Regions from separate parts of the Homo sapiens genome. Here region 2 is linked to region 1. A link is an interaction called in ENCODE POLR2A ChIA-PET data of the cell type or tissue named here. Cell type or tissue: MCF 10A. All regions are shown on one strand. Each heading gives the region's core, and the rest is flanking DNA. Links, peaks and the distances in the headings are about the cores only. Region 1 holds the start of SNHG1 (small nucleolar RNA host gene 1). Region 2 holds the start of INTS5 (integrator complex subunit 5).

Region 1 (5,370 bases), core at 197-5,196:
AAATTACTCACCTTTGAGCCAAGCAGGTTATTGGTTAGTAGTACCTAGAGAAAAACAAAGCTGTGGGTGAAAGATTCCTCAGACATGGTTACCCCCCACTCCCTGCGTTCTCCAGTTTCTCAGGTGTTCATGTATTTTCACTGTCGGTCATAGTGAGCTAGTTTGATTCATCATAGAAACTGCCTACTTGGTGGCATAAGCTGTAAGGAACAAAAAATATCAACTAACCTCTCAGCTCTGAAGGCTTTTCAATGGTATATAGCAACAAGCTGCTCCTGAATCAAAAAATCATTCAATTAGCTAATTATCCCAAACAGCCAAAACTATTTTAGTTACGGTTGCTAATGGACAAACTAAGAAAAGGTAACCAAATGTCTCAGACAATTCCTTATGGAATAAGCTCTCATGCCCTCTTCATGTTAACCCTGGTGAGTTCACAATTACTGGTTCCCAGGCTAAAACAGGGGTAAGGCAGGATGTTTCCTCCTCATTGGAGCAGAATCCTGGAAAGCTACAACTGACAAGCATTCGTCTGACCCTGGGCAGATCAGTGGGCATCTATCTGAGAAAAAAGGGGCATATATCAGTGGGCATCTATCTAGAAACATCACTACAGAGAACAAGAGGAACCAGAAAACTTTATGGGTTAAGCAGGCTTTGGTAACAAATATCAAAATGGCTAAGTTATCTATTAGATAATAGGCCCATAGAATTCGAAAAACAACTTACTGTAAGATAGAGGCAGACTGTCATCAGGAATACCTGGAAAGGAAAGCAAATTAGTTATTTTAAGGTATTAGGATGGAATGAAGCTTATTCATAAACAACAACTGCCATCAGAACTCTAACATGCTATTAACTTTTGTACCTCACAGAACATCAGCTTATCAATTCAAATCATCTGACAGTAACGTGATCGATATATGGATGAGGGTAACAGCACACCCTTACAAGAACTGTAGTACCGGGTTGCGATCTCCCTCCCCAGAAAATCATTTCAAGAGGAACAAGATGGAAGGCGCCAAAAAACATTGTTCCGCCGGCCACTTGTTTTCTTGAACATTTACAAAGATGACATACACCAATTTGGATAATTACCTGTATTCACCCTGGGAGGCAGCTGAATTCCCCAGGATAGATTATGAGATGCTGTAGACAACAGAGGAAAGCATTTTATGTACCTAAAAATAGTCATTCAAAGACCCCTTAAGACCTCTCTCTCACTTCTCAGTAGTAAGATGACATCACTTGAAAGTTCAGCCATATGCTTGTCATTTTGTGTTCATCATGGAGTGGTTATCTACAAGGTCTCCTCTGTAAGAGCATAAACCATGTACACCTACCTGGAACATTACTGTAACGCTGGCTTTGCATAAAGATGGGTCTTGTCCCATTCCTTCACCAGTAAGCTCTTGTGGGCTGAACATCTGAAAAAATAACACCCTTCACTAACACCTCAGACAAATCAATAGGGCCCTGACATTTGTTGCGTACAGTACAGTGCTACTCAGAATTTTCTGTTTTCTCCACTAATCCATCAGAAAGAGAGAGTTCAGTTCGTAAAATCATCCCCGTAGCAACTTCCACACACTCAACGAAAGAGCAGAGATTAAGAAATGGCCGTAAGAACTTACTGCAACAACAGAGCTCTCTTCGGTTCCAACGTGCGCGTAAATCCTGCAGACAGGAGCCCAATAAGACATTAGGTCAACTCAGGGCATTTCGAAAACGCTATTTTCTGAACAGACGGCTAAGCAAGAGGCTTGCAGGGCCCATCTCCTCAGAGTTATTTATCCTCACGGAGCTCAGTACAGGTCTGTGAAAAGGTCCTCATCATAGGAAGGGGGACCTACACGGCCCGCCATCGCCATTTTGTCCTTCACAAAGCCCCACTGCTACTTTTAAGCCTCGAGGCCACGCACAAGACCTTATCCGCCAGTCGCCCTGGCCAGGCAGCTACAACACAGAAGGCATAGTGCGTGCTATGCTATGTTCGCACAATCGCTCAAAAGAAAATAAAAGAAAAAGACAAAGTACAAAAGAGTAACAGCTATAAAGACCACGAAGCCACTTACCACGAGCAGTAGAAAAATGAGAACGAATCTCCCCGGGGAGACGATTAAATACCATGCCGCAGAGGCCCACGGGATTTGGGGGCGGGGCTACGGCGAGCGCACGCGCATACGTTGACCGCATGCGACCCCGGGGAGTTGTGGGTAGAGAGTTCCAGGGAAGGAGGGCGTAGACAAAGCGCCACCTGAACTTGCGGCGCGAAAAAGGCGCGCATGCGTCCTACGGGAGCGTGCTGGCTCACCGACCGCATTGCGGCTTGGTTTTCTCACCCAGTGCATGTGGCAGGAGCGGTGAGATCACTGCCTCACGGCGATCCTGGACTGACGGTCACGACTGCCTACCCTCTAACCCTGTTCTGAGCTGCCCCTTGCCCACACACCCCAAACCTGTGTGCAGGATCCGCCTCCATGGAGCTACAGCCTCCTGAAGCCTCGATCGCCGTCGTGTCGATTCCGCGCCAGTTGCCTGGCTCACATTCGGAGGCTGGTGTCCAGGGTCTCAGCGCGGGGGACGACTCAGGTACTGGATCCCGGGCTAAGCTCGGGAGGAGGTCCCCTTTGGTGGGGCCATTTCGGGAAAGTATGTCAGGACGTAAGTGCTTCACTGAAGACAGGATCTGATTTTTTCCTAACTGGTTCCCTATGTCCTGCCTTCTGGTGCGTTTTCTTTAGATCTTGGACTACTACGGGCCAACATTAGCTAACATTTATGGAGCACCGTTTTAAGCACACTATATGAATCGATTAATCCACCAAAATCCCAAGAGCTAGGTAGGATGACAACCCCCATTTTATTGATGGGGAACCCTAAAGAGCTCCGGCGGTGCTGCCTGCTGCAACTCCTGCCTGATCAATATGGTTGCAGTCAGCTATAGACTGTTTTACTGAGACCGGACAACATTAGTTCAGTCGTTTGTGGTAAACATCTACGTGTACAAGCACACTTTATAAACATTTTTTTCTTTCTTTTTTTTTTTTTTTGAGACGGAGTTTCGCTCTTGTTGCCCAGGCTGGAATGCAATGGCCCGATCTCAGCTCACTGCATTCCACCTCCCGGGTTCAAGCAATTCTCCTGCCTCAGCCTCCTGAGTAGCTGGGATTACAGGCATGCGCCACTGTGACCGGCTAATTTTGTATTTTTAGTAGAGACAGGGTTTCTCCATGTTGGTCAGGCCGGTCTTGAACTCCTGACCTCGGGTGATCCGCCTGCCTCGGCCTCCCAAAGTGCTGGGATTACAGGCGTGAGCCACCGCGCCCGGCCAAACATTTTTTTCTTTCAAGACGGAGGCTTGCTCTGTCGCCCAGGCTGGAGTGCAGTGGCGGGATGTCTGTTCACTGCAACCTCCGCTTCCCAGGTTCAAGCGATTCTCCTTCCTCAGCCTCCTGAGTAGCTGGGATTACAGGCTCCCGCCATCATCATGCCACACTAATTTTTGTGTTTTTCGGAGAGACGGGGTTTCATCATGTTGGCCAGGCTGCTCTCGAACTACTGACCTCAGGTGACCTCCTGCCTCAGCCTCCCAAACTGCTGGGATTACAGGGGTGGGCCACCACACCCGGCCTGGCTCAGCATTTTGGGAGGCCAAGGCGGGAGGATCTCTTGAGCCCAAGAGTTCAAGACCAGTCTAAGCAACATAGTGAGAAACCCATACCGATCTCTACAAAAAAAATAGAAAAAATTAGCCAGGAGCGGTGGTGCATGCCTGTAGCCCCAGCTGCTTGGGAGGCTAAGGTGGGAGGATTGCTTGAGCCCAGGAGGTTGAGACTGCAAATGAGCTGTGATCAAGCCACTGCACTGCACTCCAGCCTGGATGACTGAGATTGACCCTGTCTCAAAAAAAAAAAAAAAAAAAAAAAAAAAATGTGGGACAGATAAACTGGAAAATCAAGATGGCCCAGAGTAGACAGACAAGGCTGGGGAGGTTGTGTGTGGGAATGGCAGTCGGGAAATGCTTTATAGAGTGTCTGGGCCTGAAAGGGTAGAAAGACTTGGGAGGGGAATTCCAGTTAAAGGAACAACTGGAGCACAAGCTTGGTGCTAGAAAAAGAAGGAAGTGTGTAGCTACAATTCATGAAAGATGGGCAAAAGGGGAGTATTAGAATATAAAACTGGAAAGTATTTCCTGGGGAAAGCCAGATAAGCAGGACCTTGAATGCAAAGCTAAATCATTTGAATTATACATAGAAAAGAAAAAAAAACCGGGGAGAGTTTTTAAGTAGGAAAGTGATAAGACATTGGGGGATAAGATGGAGACAAGGGCATTAATTAGATTGCCATAGTAGTTTAGGCAAGAGGATTCAATGCTAACAAGTATAATGGCAGTGGAAGTGGAAAAGAGGGGATTTAGGTTAGGGGTCTCCAACTCACGTACAGAAATCAGCTAAGTAATGTAGGTAAGTGAAATGAACTGAGTTGGGACTCTGGTGAACTGGGCAGCCCTTTCACAGCTCCAGCTGATTGTTGCCTTGCGACAATATTGTCTCTGTGTGATCAGATAGTCAGTTTTCAAAAGAATCCAGAAGTCCAGAATTGTGTATTTACTCACGTTGAAATGTTGAATTTAAAATTTTTTGGCCGGGCGTGGTGGCTCATGCCTGTAATCCTAGCACCTTGGGAGGCCAAAGTGGGCGGATCACCTGAGGTCAGGAGTTAGAGTGAAGGGGTGGGTTGCCCCTCCACACCTGTGGATGTTTCTCCTAAGGTGGAACGAGAGACTTAGGAAAGAAAAAGACAGAGACAAAGTATAGAGAAAGAAATAAGGGGACCCGGGGAACCAGCGTTCAGCATATGGAGGATCCCGCCAGCCTCTGAGTTCCCTTAGTATTTATTGATCATTCGTGGGTGTTTCTCGAAGAGGGGGTTGTGTCAGGGCCACAAGACAATAGTGGGGAGAGGGTCAGCAGACAAACACGTGAACAAAGGTCTTTGCATCATAGACAAGGTAAAGGATTAAGTGCTGTGCTTTTAGATATGCATACACATAAACATCTCAATGCTTTACAAAGCAGTATTGCTGCCCGCAGATCCCACCTCCAGCCCTAAGGCGGTTTTTCCCTATCTCAGTAGATGGAACGTACAATCGGGTTTTATACCGAGACATTCCATTGCCCAGGGACGGGCAGGAGACAGATGCCTTCCTCTTGTCTCAACTGCAAGAGGCATGCCTTCCTCTTATACTAATCCTCCTCAGCACAGACGCTTTACGGGTGTCGGGCTGGGGGACAGTCAGGTCTTTCCCTTCCCACGAGGCCATATTTCAGACTATCACATGGGGAGAAACCTTGGACAATACCTGGC
Region 2 (5,300 bases), core at 1-5,000, 200 kb before region 1:
AGGGTCTCTCTCTGTCACCCAGGCTGGAGTGCAGTGCCAAGATCACAGCTCACTGCAGTCTCGAACTCCCAGACTCAAAGCATCCTCCCATCTCAGCCTCCTGAGTAGCTGCAACTTCAAGCACATGCCACGACACCCAGCTAACTTTTTAACCTTTTTATAGAAATGAGGTCTGGCTATGTTCCACAGGCTGGTTTCATGGCCTCAAGCAGTTTGCCCACCTTAGCCTCCCAAAGTGCTGGCATTACAGGTGTGAGGCACCATGCCTGGTTGAGAATGTTTATAAAGCACTTAAGTTCTGCAGAAGGATGGCCTGAGGGAAAAAAAAGCACTTAGGTTCCATACCAGATTCACACTAATCACTCAATAAAAGCTATGTTTCTTTCTCCCCCCGCCCCGAGAGGGAGTCTCGCTCTGCCGCCCAGGCTGGAGTGCAGTGGTGCCATCTCCACTCACTGCAAGCTCCACCTCCCAGGTTCACGCCATTCTCCTGCCTCAGCCTCCTGAGTAGCTGGGACTACAGGCGCCCGCCACCACGCCCGGCTAATATTTTTTTTTTTATTTTTAGTAGAGACGGGGTTTCACCGTGTTAGCCAGGATGGTCTCGATCTCCTGACCTTGTGATCCTCCCGCCTCGTCCTCCCAAAGTGCTGGGATTACAGGCGTGAGCCACGTGCCCGGCCAAAAGCTATGTTTCTTTCAATGACAACAGTAATAATATCAGCAACAGATAACTCTTAGAATATATCAGGTACTCTTTTAAGTACTTTGCGTGTATTATTTCAATCCTGACAACAGTTCAATAAGTTAGGTACTATTATGATCCCATTTTACAGACAAATCAAGGCTGGCTTCAGTGGCTCACGCCTATAATCCCAGCACTTTGGGAGGCCAAGGCTGGTGGATCGCTTGAGCGCAAGAGTTCAAGACCAGTCTGAGGAACATAGTGAAACCCCATCTCTACAAAAATAATAATAATAATAATTAGCCAGGCATGGTCGCATGTGCCTGCGGTCCCACCTACTGGGGAGGTTGAGGCAGAAGGATCACTTGAGCCCTGGAAGCAGGGCTGCAGTGAGCCAAAATCACACCACTGCACCCCAGACTGTGTGCGCCGTCAAAAAAAAGAACGAAATCAAGGTTAAGCAATCAGACTATATGCGCCATGAGTGTAGGAACCATTTCTGTGCTCTTCAACACTGTATCCACTTCTATTGAAGTACACAGTATATGGAAGGTAGTCAATAAATATCTGTTGAGTTGACTATATTTGTGTTTCTATAATATCTGCTTTAAAAACATTTCCAGGCTGGCTGAGGTGCCTCACGTCTGTAATCCTAGCACTCTGGGAGGCCAAGGAGGGTGGATCACTTGAGGTCAGAAGATCGAAACCAGCCTGGCCAACAGGGTGAAACCTCATCTCTATTAAAAATACAAAAAAAAAAAAAAAATAGCCAGGCATGGTGTAATCCCAGCTACTCAGGAGGCTGAGGCATGAGAATCGCTTGAACCCAGGAGGCGGAGGTTGCAGTAAGCCGAGATCACGCCACTGCACTCCAGCCTGGGAGTCAGGGCGACCATCTCAAAAAACAAAAACAAAAAAAAACACACCTTTCCACTTTATCACCTTCTACCACCACCCCCGCCCCGCCCCATCCCACAACACAAGCACCTTGAAATCTCTTAATGGGAAAAAAAAAAAATTGTAAGCACCTTATTAAGGGCTCTCCCTCCTAACATCTGTTTCTTCCCATATTCTGCAAAATCTTAGTCACCTACCACCACATCAACCACCACCACCTACTCAGCACCCTCAATGTGCTTGGACATCAGGGTGTCCCAGGGCACAGAGTAATAATGCTTTTCAACCCTTTCCCTCCTAAAACATATATGGGTTCAGTCTCAGAGGTTCAGAAGCCAATGTTATGGGAGGTGGCAAATCCCCTTTCTCTTATCGCCTTTTCTGTCAAAGAAGACAGCATCCTCTAGGTGCTGATAAGGCTCTAACAGTGCCATTCCTCTGTTTCCTCCAAAAAACACCCTAATATAAGGGAATATCTCAGCCGGACTGCATTCTGTTTCTGGGCCTGGGTTCTCAGGGAGTCTCTATGAAGTCAGGACACTGGGTTTCCTAGGGTCAAAAATGGCCAGGGCAGCTGGGTTCCCAAGAGTTCAGATACCCCCGACTCTTGGGAGAGGAAGCCCGGGGTCGAGGGTAGTTAGGCATTGGAGTCTAGCGAGAGGCAGGCCCGAGGTCGGGAGGGCGGGCACTGGAGCCCTGAGTTTTGGTGAAGCAGTCCCTGAGTTCTGGGAGGACCTGACCAAGAATCTGAGAACCCTGACGTGAGTTCTCGAGGTAGGATCCGGGTTTCTACCGAGAAGGCTAGGGATCGGCGCGGGGCCGCGCGATGGGGGGAAGGTGCCAAGGGCTCTAACTACCTGAGAGGCGCGGGACCGTGGGTGGCCGGGGCAGGCCCAGGTGGCCCTGGGGCCCCGGGAGGGTCGCACAGCGCGGACATCCCGGAGCCCGAGCCGAGCCCGAGGCGCGAGCGGCGGAGCGCAGGCGGCGCATGCGCGCTGACAGGAAACGCGAAAGGAACCAGCTACCAGGCCTCGCAGGAAAATTAATCCGGCGATGTCCTCGACCCTCTTACATTAGTTCCGCACCCTGTCGGAGTCCCAGAGCATAATCCCGGGACGATGATAGCAGGAAGCCGATTCGCCCTATATGCAACCACTTTATTCAAAAGCCTATTGACATACAGACTAGGCCGGGCGCGGTGGCTCACGCCTGTAAACCCAGCACTTTGAGAGCCCGAGAGGGCGGATCACCTGAGGTCAGGAGTTCAAGACTAGCCTGCCGTCTCTACTGCAAATACAAAAATTAGCCAGGCGTGGTGGCTTATGCCTGTAATCCCGATTACTCGGGAGGCTGAGGCAGGAGAATCGCTTGATCCCGGGAGGCAGAGATTGCAGTGAGCCGAGATCGCGCCACTGCACTCCAGCCTGGGCGACAGAGCAAGAGTCCCGATAGACACACACACACAGAGAGAGAGAGAGAGAGAGAGAGAGAGAGAGAGAGAGAGAGAGAGAGAGAGAGAGAGAGAGAGAGAGAGAGAGAGAAACTAAAACACTCACAGGGGTATTTTAATCATTTTTCCTAACGCCAAAAATACAAAATGTTCAACTCAGGACTTTTTTTTTTTTTTTTTTTTTTTGAGACGGAGTCTCGCTCTGTCGCCCAGGCCGGACTGCGGACTGCAGTGGCGCAATCTCGGCTCACTGCAAGCTCCGCTTCCCGGGTTCACGCCATTCTCCTGCCTCAGCCTCCCGAGTAGCTGGGACTACAGGCGCCCGCCACCGCGCCCGGCTAATTTTTTGTATTTTTAGTAGAGACGGGGTTTCACCTTGTTAGCCAGGATGGTCTCGATCTCCTGACCTCATGATCCACCCGCCTCGGCCTCCCAAAGTGCTGGGATTACAGGCGTGAGCCACCGCGCCCGGCCTCAACTCAGGACTTTAAAAAAATGAAGCATAGGAAGGTTTTTTTGTTGGTGTTGTTGTTGTTATTGTTGTTTATTTTGTGACCGTGCAGTGATAGGATCACCCCTCTCGGCAGCCCCGACCTCCTGGGCTCAAGACATCCTCCCACCTCAGCGTTCTAGGTAGCTGAGATTACAGGCGTGCGCCATCACACTTGGCTACTTTTTAAATATTTTCAGAGTTAGGGATTTGCATGTGGGTGGGGCGAGTGTCTCGCTATGTTGCCCAGTCTGATCTCAAACTCCTGTCCTCAAGTGATTCACCCACCTCAGCTTCCCAAAGCACTGGGATTACAGGAGTAAGCCACGCACACCCGGCCAGTCTCTCTTTGTTTTTGTTTTGTTTTGTTTCGTTTTCCTTTTGAGACAGAGTCTCACTCCCTCACCCAGGCTGGAGTGCAGTGGTGAGATCTGAGCTCACTGCAACCTCCACTTTCCAGGTTCAGGAGATTCTCCTGCCTCAGCCTCCCGAGTAGCTGGGACTATAGGCATCCACTACCAAATCTGGCTAATTTTTTTATTTTTATAGAGACAACGTTTTCCCCTGTCCGCCAATCTGGTCTCAAACTCCTGACCTCAAGTGATCCATCCACCTCAGCCTCCCAAAATGCTGGGATTACAGGCAAGAGCCACCGCACCCAGGCTTTTTTTAAAATCTCATTCTGTCGCCCAGGCTGGAGTGCAGTCTCGTCTCTGCAACCTCCACCTCCCAGGTTCAAGCAATTCTCCTGCCTCAGCCTCCCAAGTAGCTGGGACTACAAGCATGTGCCACCACGCCCAGCTAATTGGAGACATGTTGGCCAGGCTGGTCTCAAACTCCTGACCTCAGGTGATCCGCCCGCCTCAGCCTCCCAAAGTGCTGGGATTACAGGTGTTAGCCACTGCACCCCTCCTACAAAAATACTTTTACGAGAGAGAGAGAAAAGGGAAGAGAGAAAGCAGAAAAGAGATGGAAAGAAGAGAAAACTCATAAAAGAAAAAGAAAAACTAAGAAAGAGAAGGAGGGAGAGGGAGCCCAAAACAAATTGGGCTAGCTAGCCTGAAGATGTCCTCCCAGTAGCAAGTATGAATAACATCCTTCCATCCGTCTTCATTATTTAAGCTTCTCTCTCTCCCACAGCTTCCCAGCATAGGGACCTTCGTCTAACTCACAGCCCCACACCTGCCAGAGATAGAGCTTGCTAACTGTAAAGGGAGCCAGTACACCTCATCAAGAGCCCTCACTCAAGCCAGTGTACCTAGATCAGGTTCCAGCTCTTCTACCTACTAGTTGTATACTTTACTTAACCACTCCATAACTGTTCCTTCTTCTGGAAATGAGGAGGTAATATTAATAGTACAAATACCTCAAAGGGTTGTTACGAAAATTGAAATGAGGTAGTATGGTCATTGTATAGCACTTGGTGCCAGCAATGGTAAGCACTAGATAAGCATTAGCTATTTTTATTATGTTTATTGAATGAAACAGAAAATAAGCTGCTTGACAATAGAGACTTGGCCTATTTTGTTAAAAGCTATATCCTCGGGCTGGGCGTGATGGATCATGCCTATAATCCTAGAACTTTGGGAGGGCGAGGCAGGGGGATCACAAGGTCAGGAGTTCGAGACAAGCTGGCCAACATAGTGAAACTCTGTCTCTACTAAAAATACAAAAAATTAGCTGGGCATTGTGGCGCCCACCTATAGTCCCAGCTACTCTGGAGGCTGAGGCAGGAGAATCCCTTGAAACCGGGAGGTGGAGGTTGTGATGAGCCAAGA

The links. Peaks named below come from ENCODE experiments on the same cell type or tissue, not always from the same donor. Only the 100,000 strongest peaks of a DNase experiment are listed, where the experiment ranks them.
Region 2: POLR2A ChIA-PET joins it to region 1 with 10 read pairs; 35 of 35 experiments call an interaction of 5 or more read pairs at or near these places.

Annotation. Positions count from the first base shown.
Region 1 is chr11:62,853,790-62,859,159 of GRCh38, forward strand. It overlaps SNHG1 (small nucleolar RNA host gene 1), which reads right to left and starts at 2,096. Exons shown (of 9, transcript NR_152585.1): 1 at 1,635-2,096; 2 at 1,344-1,427; 3 at 730-762; 4 at 229-275; 5 at 12-44. SNORD28 (small nucleolar RNA, C/D box 28) reads right to left here and starts at 906; the gene lies at 832-906. SNORD27 (small nucleolar RNA, C/D box 27) reads right to left here and starts at 1,294; the gene lies at 1,223-1,294. It overlaps SNORD26 (small nucleolar RNA, C/D box 26), which reads right to left and starts at 1,577; the gene lies at 1,503-1,577. It also overlaps SNORD25, LOC124900306, SNORD29 and a transcript of SLC3A2 not described here. RefSeq lists enhancers at 228-1,202, 1,840-1,919, 2,030-2,209, 2,178-3,151, 3,152-4,127 and 2 more and a silencer at 2,270-2,329. In MCF 10A, for the core only: no CTCF peak of the experiment used is centred there; a DNase peak (open chromatin) is centred at 2,252.
Region 2 is chr11:62,650,731-62,656,030 of GRCh38, forward strand. INTS5 (integrator complex subunit 5) reads right to left here and starts at 2,572. Exons shown (of 2, transcript NM_030628.2): 1 at 2,440-2,572. The coding sequence starts at 2,519. RefSeq lists an enhancer at 1,983-2,742 and silencers at 2,315-2,514, 2,805-2,894. In MCF 10A, for the core only: no CTCF peak of the experiment used is centred there; a DNase peak (open chromatin) is centred at 2,661.